Regions from separate parts of the Mus musculus genome. Here region 2 is linked to region 1. Evidence: chromatin contacts called from ENCODE Hi-C or POLR2A ChIA-PET data. All regions are on one chromosome and are shown on one strand. The core of a region is the stretch at or near the end of the contact, and the rest is flanking DNA. Distances in the headings are between cores, read along the strand shown. Region 1 holds the start of Ywhae (tyrosine 3-monooxygenase/tryptophan 5-monooxygenase activation protein, epsilon polypeptide). Region 2 overlaps Doc2b (double C2, beta).

Region 1 (7,196 bases), core at 2,816-5,315:
GTTTCTCTGTGTAGCCCTGGCTGTCCTGGAACTCTGTTCCCTCCTCTGATAGGCTCTTAGCTATCAAGAGGACATAAAGCTGTGTCAAGCTGACATAAAGCCATACTGCACTGGTAACTGGTGACACTTCCTTCAGTGATGCAGCCACTTGTAAGGTGCCCACGCTCCTGTAAGCAGTGCCAGCTAGGGTTGGAGAGATGGCTCAGCGGTTAAGAGCACCGACTGCTCTACCAGAGGTCCTGAGTTTTAATTCCCAGCAACCACATGGTGGCTCACAACCATCTGTAATGTGGCCTGATGCCCTCTTCTGGTGTGTCTGAAGACAGCTATAGTGTACTCACATACATAAAATAAATAAAATGTAAAAAAAGAAAAGGAAAAAAAAAACAGTGCCAACTAAACTCACTGACTCACACACACACCACACACACAAACACACACACACACAAGGATGCAGCCCTATTCTTTTGGGCTTTTTTTTTTTTAAAGCTTTATTTATTTTATGTATGTGATTACACTGTTACTGTCTTCAGACAAACGAGAAGAGGGCATCAGATCCCATTACCCATTACAGATGGTTGTGAGCCACCATGTGGTTGCTGGGAATTGAATTCATAACCTCTGAAAGAGCAGTCAGTGCTCTTAACCACTGAGCCTTCTGACCCTTTCCACCCTAATCCCTTCTAACTCTCCAACACTAGGTAGGAGAGAAAGGTTGGAGGGGAAAGAGGGTGGAGACATCTTTGGACTACTTCCTACTGATTAGGGGCATTGAGCTCCTTGGGACAAGATATCCAATTTAGTTTTCTTGACTCTTTGCTTAGGACCACTTAATAAACTGCACCAGGAGGACCAGGAACAGGACCCTCCCCGGAGTCAACCCTCAGATGTGGGACCCTGTAGTTTATACCCTCTGAAAAGTTCCCAGAATTCCAAATGTCACACATTCAAAGAAACTAACTGCAGTTGGCAAAACCCCATCCCTGCTAGAGCAATCCTGGGCAAATCCTAGTAACCTGCTGTGAAGCAGTTTCTAATCCCACACCTAGGATTAAAGCAAAAACATCGCTACAGAACAACTGGCTTTTTAAAGAAACCAAAATTCTCACTACACAAGGACAGGAAAGTAAGACAGACCAGTTGTGAGCAGGAAGAGATCAGCCAGTGTGAGGGATGAGAAGGCAAGGGGGTGACAGGACCTAAACACTGTGTCCCTGCACAAAAATGCCAAAATGCCATTCTGTGTAATGTGTGTTAACAAAATGTTTATTAGAGAGGCTGGGTAGATAGTGCAAGTTCAGCCTGCAGAACTCACATGTGAACTTTGCAGCAGAGAGTGGAGACAAGTAGAACTCTGGGGTTTATTTGGGCAGCCATCCTAGGCTACTGAGAGTTCCACGTCCCAGAAAGAGAGTCAGTCTCAAAGAACAAAGTAGGTGGTGGGACACACCTTAATTCACTGCACTAGGAAGGCAGGAGGGCTTGTACTTGATGTGTAGCTGAGAGTGGCCTTGAACTCCCAATCTTCCAGTCCCATTGTCTTCAGTGCTGGGATTACAGGTATACCACCATGCCAGGCTTATCAGCCCCCTTTCAACTCCATGTTTGCTATTCTACCTGCCTAATGCTTGGGGAATCTCAGAACCAGCACGTGCTAAAGAAGAGTTCATGTTTTTCTCTCTATCTTAGCCAGCAACTCTTCCTGGACTCCTGTTTGTTTTTTTTATTATTGTCATGGTTTTTGTGTGTATTTTTTGAGGCAGGGTCTCACACTGTAGCACTGGGTGTCCTGAAACTTGCTCTGTGGCTGGGCCTGAAACTCAAGAGGTCCAACTGCTTTTCCTCCCAAGTGTGCCACTATCCCTGGCCTTCCTGTTTGCTTTAAAGACATAGTCTTATCCTTTTTCTGGGGCTGGCCTGGAACTGGAACTATGTAACCAAGGCTGGCCTCAAGCTTATGGCAATCCTCCTGCCTCAGCCTCTCAGTGCTGGGATTATAAGTGTGAGTTACCATATTCAGCTCTGTATTTCTTTTATGTTACTGGTACTGTTGCTCATTCCTTTGACAGGGTGGGAAGGTGGGAAGTCAAGTTTTATTTCACATGGCTGGTCAGCTACAAAGTCCTGTGGCCTCTCCGTGATGCTATTCTTGTCTGTCCTTTCCTCTCTGTCCAGAGGCTAGTATCGATTACTTTTGCTTATATTTTGTAATATGATAATTTACCATTCTTGTTCATTACTGCTATGCAATGTTTTCTTTCTCCTGTTGGCATATTTTTTGTCTATTTTACTGGGTTTTTATATCTCTACCTCCCCTTCCAACCCCCCCCCCCCCAACACTAGGTAGGAGAGAAAGAAGGGGAAAGGGAATATAGACCTCTAAAGGCTACTTCCTGCTCACTGGGGGCATCGGGGTCCTTGGGGCAAGTCTAATCTTTGTCGTCAGGGTATCTCTAACTTCTTGTCTCTTTGCTTATGGCCATTTGACAAACTGCAACAAAAGCAACCAGGAGCAGCAGCCTTCTTCTTTGGAGTGCCCCTGTTCCCCTCTGGGCTCTGGCATTTATTTATCTCCTCTCCAGAGTCTCCAGAAATCCAAACATAAACTATCCGCAGCTGGCAAGACCACAGCCCTGCTAGTGCACAAGGTAAATCCTAGTCACCTGCTTCGAAGCCGCCTCTTATCCCACGCCTGGGATTAAAACGCAAACACATTCACAGACCATAGCTGGGTTTTTGAAGAAACCAAAACTCTCACCACCAGCTCCTTTCTTTTTGTGTTTGTGTTTCGAGGTAGGGTATTTTTAGTCCAGGATGGCCTGGAACTTGTGGCAATCCTTGTCTCTGCTTCCACAGTGCTGGAATTACAGGCGTGAACCACCGCTTCAGTAAGTACGGAATACTTTTCTTAAGTACAATTATGACGATGTCACCTTCCACTCAGAATCATCAAAACAGCTTGCCCAGATAGGACTATAACTCAGTGGCAAAACACACGGTGGAAGCTGTGGGGGTCAGTCTCCAGCGTTTGGACAAAACAATTCCTGTCCGTTCACAGACTAAGATGCAAACCTCTGGGCGTGTGACCTCAGGCCTTGATCCCAACCTTTTGATTTCACACTCATTTTGAGGCCCTTTTTCTGCATGGCTCAGCAGCAAGCTGATATTGAGTATAAGATGTTGAAAATCCATAAGGAAGCAGACTAGGCGTGGCCATTGCAAGTGAAGCAATCCCCATGGAGGATTATTTATTTCTAACTCATCAATGTCAATTTGCCCTTACACACCTCAGGTGCACCTTGCACTCCAAGTGAGGCAAGCCACTATGTCTCCTTTTTCCCTCGAGTGAGGGTTTCCCTTAACTAGCTGAGATTGACCACTTTTTCTTTTTTCTTTCTTTCCTTTTTTTTTTTTTTGAGATGGGGGTTTCACAATGTAGCCCTGGCTGACCTGGAATTTGCTTTGTAGATGGGACTTGATCCAAACTCGATCCTTGCGCCTCTACCTCACTAGTGTTGGAATTAAACACACTCACCTATGCTTGAAGCAAAACCAGAGATTTTAAACAAAAGTCCTATCTACGATAGGCCAAAGAGATAAAATATGGCTGGAGGGGAGAAGAAAATGCTTAAAGTATGGAAGCAAGGGAGATGATGATGCGTGAAAACTCGAGCTTTCCCTTCTTGTCCTTGTCAATTCTTTAAATTGGATGAGAAAAATGTGCTAGAATGCACAGGGCCGGTTGATCTTCAACGAGGAAGGCCTGCCGTAGCAAGAACCCATCAAGCCTGTCGCTCTGTCCCCCACAGGCCAGCCCGCGGTCGCCCCGCACGGGCTTCTGGCTAACTCCCCTCCCGCAGTCTAGGCCGACCTCGCCTCCAGCCGCTCCAGGGGCCGTTCTCCGTCGCAGTCGCAGTTCCCGCCTCGCCACAGGGCCGCCCGCTGTGCCGACGGAGGAGGGGCGTCTGTCGCGCTGGTTCCAGCCTTTTCTGGCGCCGAACTCCGGGATCCGCCCCCCCCCCCCCCCGCGCCAGTTGCCAGGGAGCGGTTGCCATAGAGCTGAGCAGTTGTCCGCGTGCGCAGGCGGAAGTCCCGGATTGAGGCGCCGCCATTTTTCCTGCTCGGACGCGGAGCGAGAAGCTGAGAGAGTCGGAGACGCTATCCGCTTCCATCCGTCGCGCAGACCCTGCCGGAGCCGCTGCCGCAATGGATGATCGGGAGGATCTGGTGTACCAGGCGAAGCTGGCAGAGCAGGCCGAGCGATACGACGGTGAGTCGGGGGGGTGTCGGGGGGCTGGAAGTCTCGGACCCTCCGCCGCCGCCCACAGAGGCCGGGAACCGGAGACAAAATGGCGGAGCCGTCTCGGAGCCCGGCTTGGGACGTGGGTCGGGAAGCAGGCCGAGGCCTGCGGGCTCCCGGCGCGGTGGGAGTCCCCGGGCCTAGGGATTTGACCCCTCCGGTGTCCTTAGCTTGCAGGCGCTCGCCCGCCAGCAGGCCGGGGCGGAGGGTGGAGGAGTTGGTTGTAAAATGGCGGCTGGAGGGGGAGGGCGAGTCCCCGGGCGGGGGAGGGGGGAGGAGATGGCGGGTGCCGGCTCCCGGCGTGCGATCCCCACGGGAGCCCTCGGGAACCGCGGCGGGGTGTGGAGGAGGACACTTGGGTGGGGCGATGTGAGGAACGGTACCGGTCGCTCGGGAGAGGGCGGCATCGAGGAGCTGTAGCGCTAGGCGCCTTTCGGGGAAATATGGCGGGTGGGGGCGGTGGCTTTTCCCCTGAGGCCCAGTGTGGGGCGGCGGCCGTGGAGCCTCACAAAGGAGAAGCCTCTGGAACGGACGGCTTCTCGGGGCCGGCGGTGGAGAGGAGTCTTCTGGTGAGGGTGGAGTGTTTGGAAATCACTGCAGAGCCTCCCTCCTTGGGTGGAGGCGAGCTGAGATGCTGCGATTGGATTTCTTCCTTTGGGCCGACACACCTTGGAGTTGAGAGTTTGGGGGGCTTTTTAGCCTCGCCTTCTTCCGGGGAGGTGCAGAACCTCACTCCTACCCCGTTTGTTCTTACCCAGGATATCCTAAAGTTGCTGCGGGTTTTTTTTTTCCCCCTTCTGTCCCCATCCTTCATAGGCACGGAGTTCTGATGGCTAGAATACAGGAGACCAGGCTTGCCAGGATTCCTTAGTACGAATTTCCCTTTGCAGAGTCAGTGCCTCAGTTTACCCGTTTGTAAAATTGACGACTGTACTATTCACACTCGTCATTATGAAGTATGGAAAGACCTGCTGAGAAATGGTTAATTCAAATAATGTTTAGTAGCACTTTGGGTTGACAACCCAAGTTCGGGTGGAATGCATGCTCTTCCTTGGCTTGGGGAGCTTTACCTATTTTGAGCACTCAGTTGAGGCTTGGGGAGTTTGAATTAGGAATGTAGAAGATTGTAGTTTTTCTGTTTTATGATTTCATTGTTACATGATTGGGGCTCAAACCCAGGATTGCATGCAAGCAAGACAAGTGCTCAAATACTGTGCTACACCACAGCTCTGTTTTATCCATTTTAAGAGAATGGTTTTATATATATGTATATGTGTGTGTGTGTGTGTACACACACACACACAAATTTCAATAGTTACTCTTCTGTTAATTTGACACACACACACCCCACCTGCAGGTGATGGAGACTAGACCCTAGTACATGCTAGATTCTCAACTTAGCTCCTGCTAATTGCAGTCTAGTTTTTTTTTTTTTTTTTTTTTTTTTTTCTGAGAATTTCATTGACATATCTACTGTGTTTGTGAAGTGTAACTAGATATTTGAGTTAGGCAATAGGCCATTAAACTAGTATTTAAAAATGAAAAGTCACACACATGGTTCCTGTGATTTAATTAATTGCAGGTGTAGTTCTGGCTGTTCTGAAACACTATGTAGACCATACTGGTCCTGAACTCAGAGATCCGTCTCCGCCTCCCTGTGTGCTGAGATTAAAGGCATGAATACTAAGGCTAGGTCCTGTGAGTTCAATGTTTGGGAAGTGGTAGGGTCCAATGAGACAAGATTGGAATTAAGTGTTCCTCATGTTTTTTCCATGTTAGTTAAAACATTTGCTTTTTCAAATGTTAGGTCAGACCCTTTTCCTTGAATGGCAGTTTCTCCTGTGGAAGCTTTTGAACCACCAGTCCTTAGTCTTTGCCAAAGTCACAGGCCCAGCATTTGGAAAGTAGAACAGCAGACCTCAAAACCTCCAATTTAGGAAAGACGCTGAACTACATTTTGTCTTGCAGATTTCAGTTTGTAGTGAGTTGGGCTCCTGTTGGGAGCTGGAGGAGGTGGGATGGGGAAATAGGAGTGCAGCTCCAGGTGAGCTTGTCTGTCCCGGGAGAGTACTGGAGGTTTCCCCTCTCGATCCCAGAAGAGGTCCCCCCCTTAATCTGTGTCCTTGGGAGGAAGCATGAAATTAATTTGAAGACTGGTGACTTAGGCTTTATGTAAATATAATAACCCTCCCTCCCCCCCAAACGAGGTATGAGGGGAAGCTTTCTGATTTGCTTCTAAAAGTCATTTTAAAAAGGGATTTGCAAACATGATTGTAGCTTCCAAATAAATGACAATTTTTAAATCATACTTGGGGTTTGAATGATGAGAATTTTTGAGCAAAGCTTGGCCTTGTTGGCTATTGAGTACAGTGTTCTAGAAAAGCCATGTGGTGACTGTACTTAATGAGGGAAGGAAACTGGAAGCACTCCTGTGATTTGGCCTAAGAAAGGAAATCAGTAGAAAGGGAGAGGAAGAAGGCAGTCACAGAAAGTGATCACTCCTACTGACTGGTAATTCATTTTTATTAGTGTAACAAAAATTGATTATAGTCACTGATTATAGTAGTAACCACTTAGTAAATAAAATGCCAAGGGTAGTGAAAGAATGCATCGCAACCCTGAGTTTTAGATACTATGTAAATGTTGGCTTTTAATTGCCTGCTCTTTTTTTTTTTAAAGTGTGTCAACAGTTTTTTTCTTTTTATTTATTTATTTATTTATTTTTAAATATTTATTTATTATATGGAAGTACATTGTAGCTGTCTTCAGACACTCCAGAAGAGGGAGTCAGATCTCGTTATGGATGGTTGTGAGCCACCATGTGGTTGCTGGGATTTGAACTCTGGACCTTCGGAAGAGCAGTCGGGTGCTCTTACCCACTGAGCCATCTCACCAG
Region 2 (7,075 bases), core at 4,007-6,506, 37 kb after region 1:
CCATAGAACTCTGTGGAGCTTACATTCCCTGGAAGGATAGCTGATGTTGAGCTTGTGGGTAAATAACTCCCACCTCAAGGTCCAAAGCAAGGTACTGTTGGTTCTTGAAGAGGTGAGGTTATTGAGAAAGAACATTGACCCTAGAAACACAGGAAGAGCATTTTAAGAGTAGTATTTGTATGTGCTCTTGAAAGACTTGTTTAACAGAGACACTTGATTCCTGAGCCTTTAAATTTTTTAATTATATCGTCCTATAACACTTGATTATTTCAGGACCGTGGTTGGTAGCTCTTGGTTTAAGCACCTCAGCTGTGAGGATTAGAAGACCTTTTTGCCTGCTGATGTTTGCTAACAGTTGTAGTGAAACTAGGGACCCTTAGCTTGGAATGATATCTTTGTGACCATATGTGAGCATATGACAGTAACTGTGCCTTATTCCTTACAGGTGAAGAGCAGAATAAAGAAGCGCTGCAGGATGTGGAAGATGAGAATCAGTGAGACGAAATAAAAGCCAACAAGAGAAACCATCTCTGACTACCCCTTCCCCCCCTCCCCTTGGAAGTTCCCCATTGTCACTGAGAACCACCAAATTTGACTTTCACATTTGGTCTCAGAATTTAGGTTCCTGCCCTGTTGTTTTTCTTTCTTTTTCTTTTTTTTTTTTCTCCCCTCCCCTTTTTTAAAACAAACAAACAAACAAACAGTTTTCAGAAGTTCTTAAGGCAAGAGTGAATTTCTGTGGATTTTACTGGTCCCAGCTTTAGGTTCTTTACGACACTAACAGGACTGCATAGAGGCTTTTTCAGCATTACTGTATTGTCTCCGGCCACACTGGCAAGATCATCATTAGAAATGGAAATGACATTTGAAAGCCATTAGACTTCTAGGTGATGCATCTAAGAAAGATTAATCACACAATAGAGGCATATGCGCTGTCATTTTTCCTTTTTTTAATTGTTAAATTGAATTTTATACCAATGTTTAAACTTAAATTGGGTGTTAGCTTGAGGTGTTTTGGGGGAGTTTGTTGTAATGGTTTTGCTGTAAACTGTGTTTGGAACTCTGCTGAAGTGTTGCTGAAAAGCATGGTGCTGGTAACAGTTCAACAATCCGTGGCTGCTCATTCTTGCCGACTCCTCCCCCTCTGAAGCAGGTTAGCATTGAAGGTGGTATGGAAGCCTGCATGCGTGTTCAACTCTGTTCCTCCTCCCTCCTCCTCGGCCTCCCTCCTCCCCTCCTTCGCTCGCTCAACCTCTTTTGTTCAGTACGTGTAACTTGAAGCTAATTTGTACTACTGGATATCTGACTGGAGCCGCAGGTACAGATCTGTATTGTTCTTACTGAAACACAGCATGGAATTAACATTAAACTTAAATAAAACAAACCTAAATTAAAAATGCCAAATATATCATGCCTCCATCCTTTATACTTCTAAAATAAAATCTCTAGTCCAGACATATTTGACAGTATTGTTTGTCTGAATGTGAAATATCCCCCATTTTATCCCATAAATCATTTGTTTTCCAATGATGTGTATTTGGGGGGAAGGGAGGATTGCTTGTAATCTGGTGTTGAACAACTAAGTCAGTAATTGTCCTGTCTTTCAAACCAGTTAGCAACACAATATTTATGTTTAAATTTATCATTAAAGTACAACAGTCATTTAACACAGGTGTAACTATGGATCATTTTCTAATGTGTAATTTTGACTTCTGCAATTAGATAAGGCTCAGTGTGTCGAAATAATCCTTGATTATTAGAAGTAGAATTACACTTCTCACTGTATAAGTCAGCGGCAAGAACAGTATTGGTTGAATCCCTTGTCAATATCCCCCGTTAACAGAAACAGCTACACCATGTGCCTAATTTCTTCAGAAGCAGGTCATGTGGTAGTGTGAGTGGGTACTTCTGTCTCCTTGAGCAGGTAAACGCCCGAGTTCCTCAGAACAACTCATAAGGCACATCCAGTCTTGCTGCTAATGAAGGTGCTGCAGTAAATAAGATACTGGTGGGTGCTGAGGTGTTTGTGGGTAGAATAGCATGGTGTATTTGTAAATATCCCGAGTCAGAAAACATTCCTTTTGCAATGCTGGGGTTGGAGATGTCTATTAGAAAGCAGTTAGCAGTTGACTTTTTCTAAAAGTACCACACTGCTGTAATCTGGGGTAGGCCATGATTGTTATGCAAGGTCCAGTCACACAGGCTAGCTAACTGAGGCGCTATCCTGCCTCAGCTTTCCAAGCTGCTAGGATCAGAGGCATGCACATGGCCAGACTCTAGTTTTATCTCTAGCACAGGCTACCATGTGAAATAATGCTTTTTGTGAATTCCTTTCTCATCAGATTGATAGAAGACAGTTGCCTTCAGTGTCATAAAGGGGTTTCCGATGATTGAGTGCTTTATATCTAACATAAAGTTTCCAGATAGTTAAGGCCAATATCAGACTCATAAGACATTGACCATTTGGAAAGCCACTCGGGAAACGCAGTTATTCATAGTGTTACTGTACCAAACACTAGCTGATTGGTGGACTTGATCCAGGTAGTGGACGTAGGGCTGGAAGGGATAATGGTCCAGTGAGTAAGAGCACACTACAGTGGACTTGTTCCCAGAACTCAGTTGAGACGTTCCCCATTGCCTGTAACTCCAGTTCTAGCAGAGTTGACACCTGGCCTCCACAAGTACCAGCAAACACGAGTATATATTCAGGCAAAAAAATTTTTTTTAAATAGTGAAGCTAAAAAAACCCAAAACAAGAAATTCTGACATGCAGGTGAGTTCAAGGTCAGCCAGGTCAGCATATGAGTTCCAGGACAGACAGGGCTACACATACAAACCCTGTCTTAAAAAAGCAAAAACAATGAATTAGAAATATTTAAAAACAAAAAAACCCTTTGGCCATCCAGCCTTAGAGCCTGATGCTGAGTTCATCCTTACTGTGAAGTAATACCTAATTCTGATTTGTTGTGAGGTTGGGTCTCATATTACTCAGGCTGGCCTGGGAATTCAGCCCAGGAGGGCTTTCAAGTTCCTCCATCTCCCGGGTGCTGGGAGGACAGGTGTGTCCTTGAGGACAAAACCTGGAGCCTATTTACTGAGAAGTGTTGTACCAACTGAGCTTTTACTCTAAGCCTGGCCATACAGGTGTCACTGTCACAAAGTTGGCTTCTCCAGAATGGACTTCTGTGTAGCCAGCAAACCTAAGTAATAAACAATGACTCTTGTTTTTGTTTTCCGGAGACAGGGTTTTTCTTCTTAGCCCTGGCTGATCTGAGGCCAGTTGGCTGGCCTCAGCCTCGGAGGTCTGCCTGCCTCTGTCTTCCAAGTGCAGAGTATTAAGTGTTTTTCCTGCGTGTTACTATGTCTGTGCAACAGGTATGTAAGCAAGTGTTCCTCCCTGAAGAATCTGATCCCTTCGGACTGAAGTTACAGGCAGTTGTGAGCTGCCATGTAGTTAAACAGAAGTCAGGTCTTGTGTAAGAACAATAGTTCTCTAAACTGCAACACATCTCCACCCAGTGCTTCATGAGCATATCCAAGTAAATTTGATACTGAAAAAACAAAACAACAACAAAAAAAACCCAACCTGTCTAGAGCTTCAGGAAGTACGGATCAAGAGTCGAAGGCCCGCCTGTAACCATGAGGTCATGGAGAAATCTGCTAAAGTCAAGAGGGGGCTTTTCAGAGTTTTAGAGCTGCTAAAAGCAGGAAAGGCTGTGAAGGTGATTAGCCCTTGCAAGGACAGTTGGTACTCCATTGCAAGGAGTCCCTGTCCCCTGAAGTGTGGGCTGATTTAGTAGCATCCCCAGAACATTTGGGTTCAGTAAAAAATAAATTTACATTTGAAATATTTTATGTGCCCTGGTGTTTTGTCAGTACTCGGCTTTCATTCCTTGCCCATCCCACTTAGCCACACTGGGCTCCTTGAGGTTCTTGACCATACCAAGCCTGCCCCTGTTCCAAGAGGCCACATCTGTTCCCTCCACCTAGAACATAACCTCAAGTATTCCATCCCAGTGCCCTCTCTGGCCTCCTCTAACTCATGTCTGTCCGTGGAGAAATCTGCCCCAGGTCAGCACTAATCCTGTACAAGCATTTTAACTCATTATTTTAACATTTTATTGTGTGTATAAGTGAGGGACAGGGAGGGAAATAGAGGGAGGTTGAGATACTGAGCGTGCAAGCTGGTTCAATTGTGTGGAGGTCAGAGGATAACTTTACACCTTAAAGCTTGATACAGGGACGATCTTATTTTTGGGTGTTTATTCTAGGTTAGTTGGCAGGAAGGCTCTGGGCAACTCCCCAATCCCCACTTCCCATATGGTCCCTGGGATTGCTGGGATTATTAATGTCACATCACATCCTGATTTGGGTGTGTGTGGGTGTGTGTTTGAAATGGTTTGCGTAGCCTTGGCTGTTCAACTTGTAGACCAGGCTGGTTTCAAACTCAGATCTGCCTGTCTCTTGAGTGCTGGAACTTATGGCCTTGGCCTCCACCACCTGCATATCCTGAATTTTTTGTTTGTTGGCTGTCCTGGAACTGGGTATGTAGACCAGGCTGGCCTCGGTCTGCCTCTGTCTCCCAAGTGCTGGGATTATAAAGGTGTGGGCCACACCAGAAAGTCTTGCCTTTTTGTCTTCCAGGGATCACGCTTAATCCTGAGGCTTGTGTGGCAGGTGCATCTGATCAGCCTCACATATTCAAACTTCTGAGCCTGTTTTTCCATAAGTAACCTAGGAGCCTGTTTCAAATGGAGAGTTGTAAATGAGAGGCAGGAGGATCATCACAAGTTGGATGCTAGACTGGTTTACAAATGCATTTCAAAAAACAAAAGTAAACGCCACATATAAGCCCCAGTTGTCTTTCGCTTGTTCCCCCCAGATCTTCCAAGGAGTTTCCCAAGCTAGTGCGACCTCAGTACGACGTTCTCATTTACTTTGATTATATATCGTTATAAATATTAACAAATAAGACTTAAAAAGGACACCTTTGGGAAGGTCAGACAAGATTACAAAAATTGTTTCGTGGCGCTGCAGTTTGAGGATGTATTCTGCAGTCGTCACGTGGCAGCAAAACTGTAAGCAGTGCACGAGTCCGTGTCGAGGACAGCCAGAGTCCATGCATCGGGAGATTCACTTGGCTGGAGAAGGACGGAGGGCAGGACGCTTGGCCCGAGCTCGGCGGGCGGGCGGGCGGGCGGGCGGGCCACGGAGGTGCAGTTCCTCATTTTTGCCACTAGAGGTCAGGAGGTCACTGACTCTGGGTTGGAAGACGGGACTGTTCAGGGATTGGCTAACGGTGGTGGAGGGCGGGGCAGAGACCAGGACGCGAGGTGGATGATGGGCATCAAGAGAGGCCCTGGTTACTGACAGTACTTTGGAATGACCTTTGTTTTTGGTATCAAATTTCCTCTTTGCAACGCTGATGAGCCAGAAGGAAGATACTCGTTTGGAATGAAAGACTGAACTGATTCTGAAACTTCTCAAAGGACCTTTTCCCTTTAGTAGAGATGTAATGTACTGGGGATTTAGAAACGTTCCAGGATCCGGGAAAGTTCCATCACTTTTTAGTGGCCATCACTTTTTAGGTGGCTAGAAGCCCTGCTTCCCACCCTGCCTGTCCCTGGGATTGGCAAGGATCATCATTGAGTCCCAAACCCACTTACTGCCTGGTGCAACAGGGATCCAGGTTTCTTGTCCACCTGAGCCACCTGTTCTTTTGATGAGCTTCAGTCACCTCAGGTATAATAAACATTTAGGTATAATAAACATTTCTGTATCGTCGGGGGGTTTCTAAACTCCTCTCTGAACAAAGCACCCCAAAAGGCAAAATCTGAGTTACTCAGAGCTCAACCAGGTGCACTTAAATATCTGCTCCTGTTTCTAGCTGTATGGGGAAAACATCAGGCCGGTCCCCCAAGTTCCTTGACCTCAGGCTGGGGGTGGGACAGCTGAGTTCCAGGGCTTGGCTGTAGCCTTTGGCAAATCCTAAATGGCACAAATGATTTCAAAGCCAGCTAGAGGGTGAGGTGGCTGACAATAACAAGACTTCTCTGTAAGAGACCTCACTAAGCCCCATTAACTCCGGAGAGAGGGACCTGAGAGTCCTTGTCCTCAGATAGTCAAAAGGCTTGGAGTTTTTGCTTCAGCCCTTCACACCGTGGTGGCCCTGGAAGTTTATCAACAACTCTGGAGCCATCTCATTTATAAAATGGGTTGACCATGCCTCCCACCACACAGGATGGTGAAGATTCAATAAGAAGGCGTTTGCCAATTCAGTAACAGGCGACACCTTTTAAAGAGGGAAACCCAGTCTCTTACAAGCAACAGGTGGCTTGGTGCTGTGGAGAGCTAGAGACCTATTTTCCCTGCCAACTAGGGAAGGCTGGTGAGCACTGTGGATTGGAATCATGTTCTGGGACCCCGAGTTCTTATTTCAGCTGTAGGAGGGTTCTAGGCTTAGGGCAGGACCCCAGTGTCTTATCACTCAGTGATGGATTGAGGAAAATGGGGCTCTGAGATGATGGTGGAACTCCTTGGTTCCCTGTTCCCCCTGTGCTCCTGAATCCCAGTTGGCAGGAGGCAGTTGGGAGCTTCAAGACTGACCAGTGTCCTACCCTTTCCTAGAAACTGAGGCCAGAGTTCTCAGCTCCTGAGGGCAGAACCCCCATCCCTCCACCTTCCCCCAAACAAGGCTTTCTATTTTCCACTGCTGGTCCTGACTGTCTTGATAGGGCCAGGATGCCATAGGTAGCCGTGAAGGACCTAACACCAGCTTGAGCTGAGGGGATGAAGAAGGGAGGGACAGGTGGGCAGGAGGGATGCTTGCTTCTTTCCACATTAGTAGGATCCCTTTCTCATTCCCCTGAAGCTGACTGGGAATTTACGCTGAGAACAGGAGCAGTGTGCATTGAGACCCCTTGGGAGCAAGATCAAATGGGAGAGCTTGGGTTTGAACATTGTTTCCCAAGTGCTTGTACACATCCCTAAGCCTAGCTCCTGCCTAAAAGCCCAATGCTGCCCTAGCGCAACCCTAGGCCCCCATGGCTCCCTGTCCCCTGGTACCCTCTTTCAG

Evidence for each region. Hi-C counts contacts between places; a loop is a spot of excess contacts on that map. ChIA-PET counts read pairs that join two places held with the same protein, here RNA polymerase II (POLR2A).
Region 2: POLR2A ChIA-PET joins it to region 1 with 25 read pairs in embryonic stem cell. The contact joins the enhancer-like site here to the promoter of Ywhae in region 1. A Hi-C loop is called at or near these places in 1 of 37 maps with a recorded cell type or tissue (heart). POLR2A ChIA-PET finds 5 or more read pairs at or near these places in 4 of 5 experiments (Patski and embryonic stem cell).

The regions. Positions count from the first base shown.
Region 1 is chr11:75,728,822-75,736,017 of GRCm38, forward strand. It overlaps Ywhae (tyrosine 3-monooxygenase/tryptophan 5-monooxygenase activation protein, epsilon polypeptide), which reads left to right and starts at 4,066. Exons shown (of 6, transcript NM_009536.4): 1 at 4,066-4,270. The coding sequence starts at 4,207.
Region 2 is chr11:75,764,175-75,771,249 of GRCm38, forward strand. Doc2b (double C2, beta) reads right to left here. Exons shown (of 9, transcript NM_007873.3): 9 at 4,096-7,075. It overlaps Ywhae (tyrosine 3-monooxygenase/tryptophan 5-monooxygenase activation protein, epsilon polypeptide), which reads left to right. Exons shown (of 6, transcript NM_009536.4): 6 at 446-1,667. The coding sequence ends at 498. Among named protein-coding and RNA genes, the nearest start is that of Gm12339, 28 kb to the right of the region's middle. Within about 2 kb of position 5,257, at least 1 of the 3 ENCODE cell types and tissues checked has a DNase peak (open chromatin) inside an H3K27ac peak, as active enhancers do.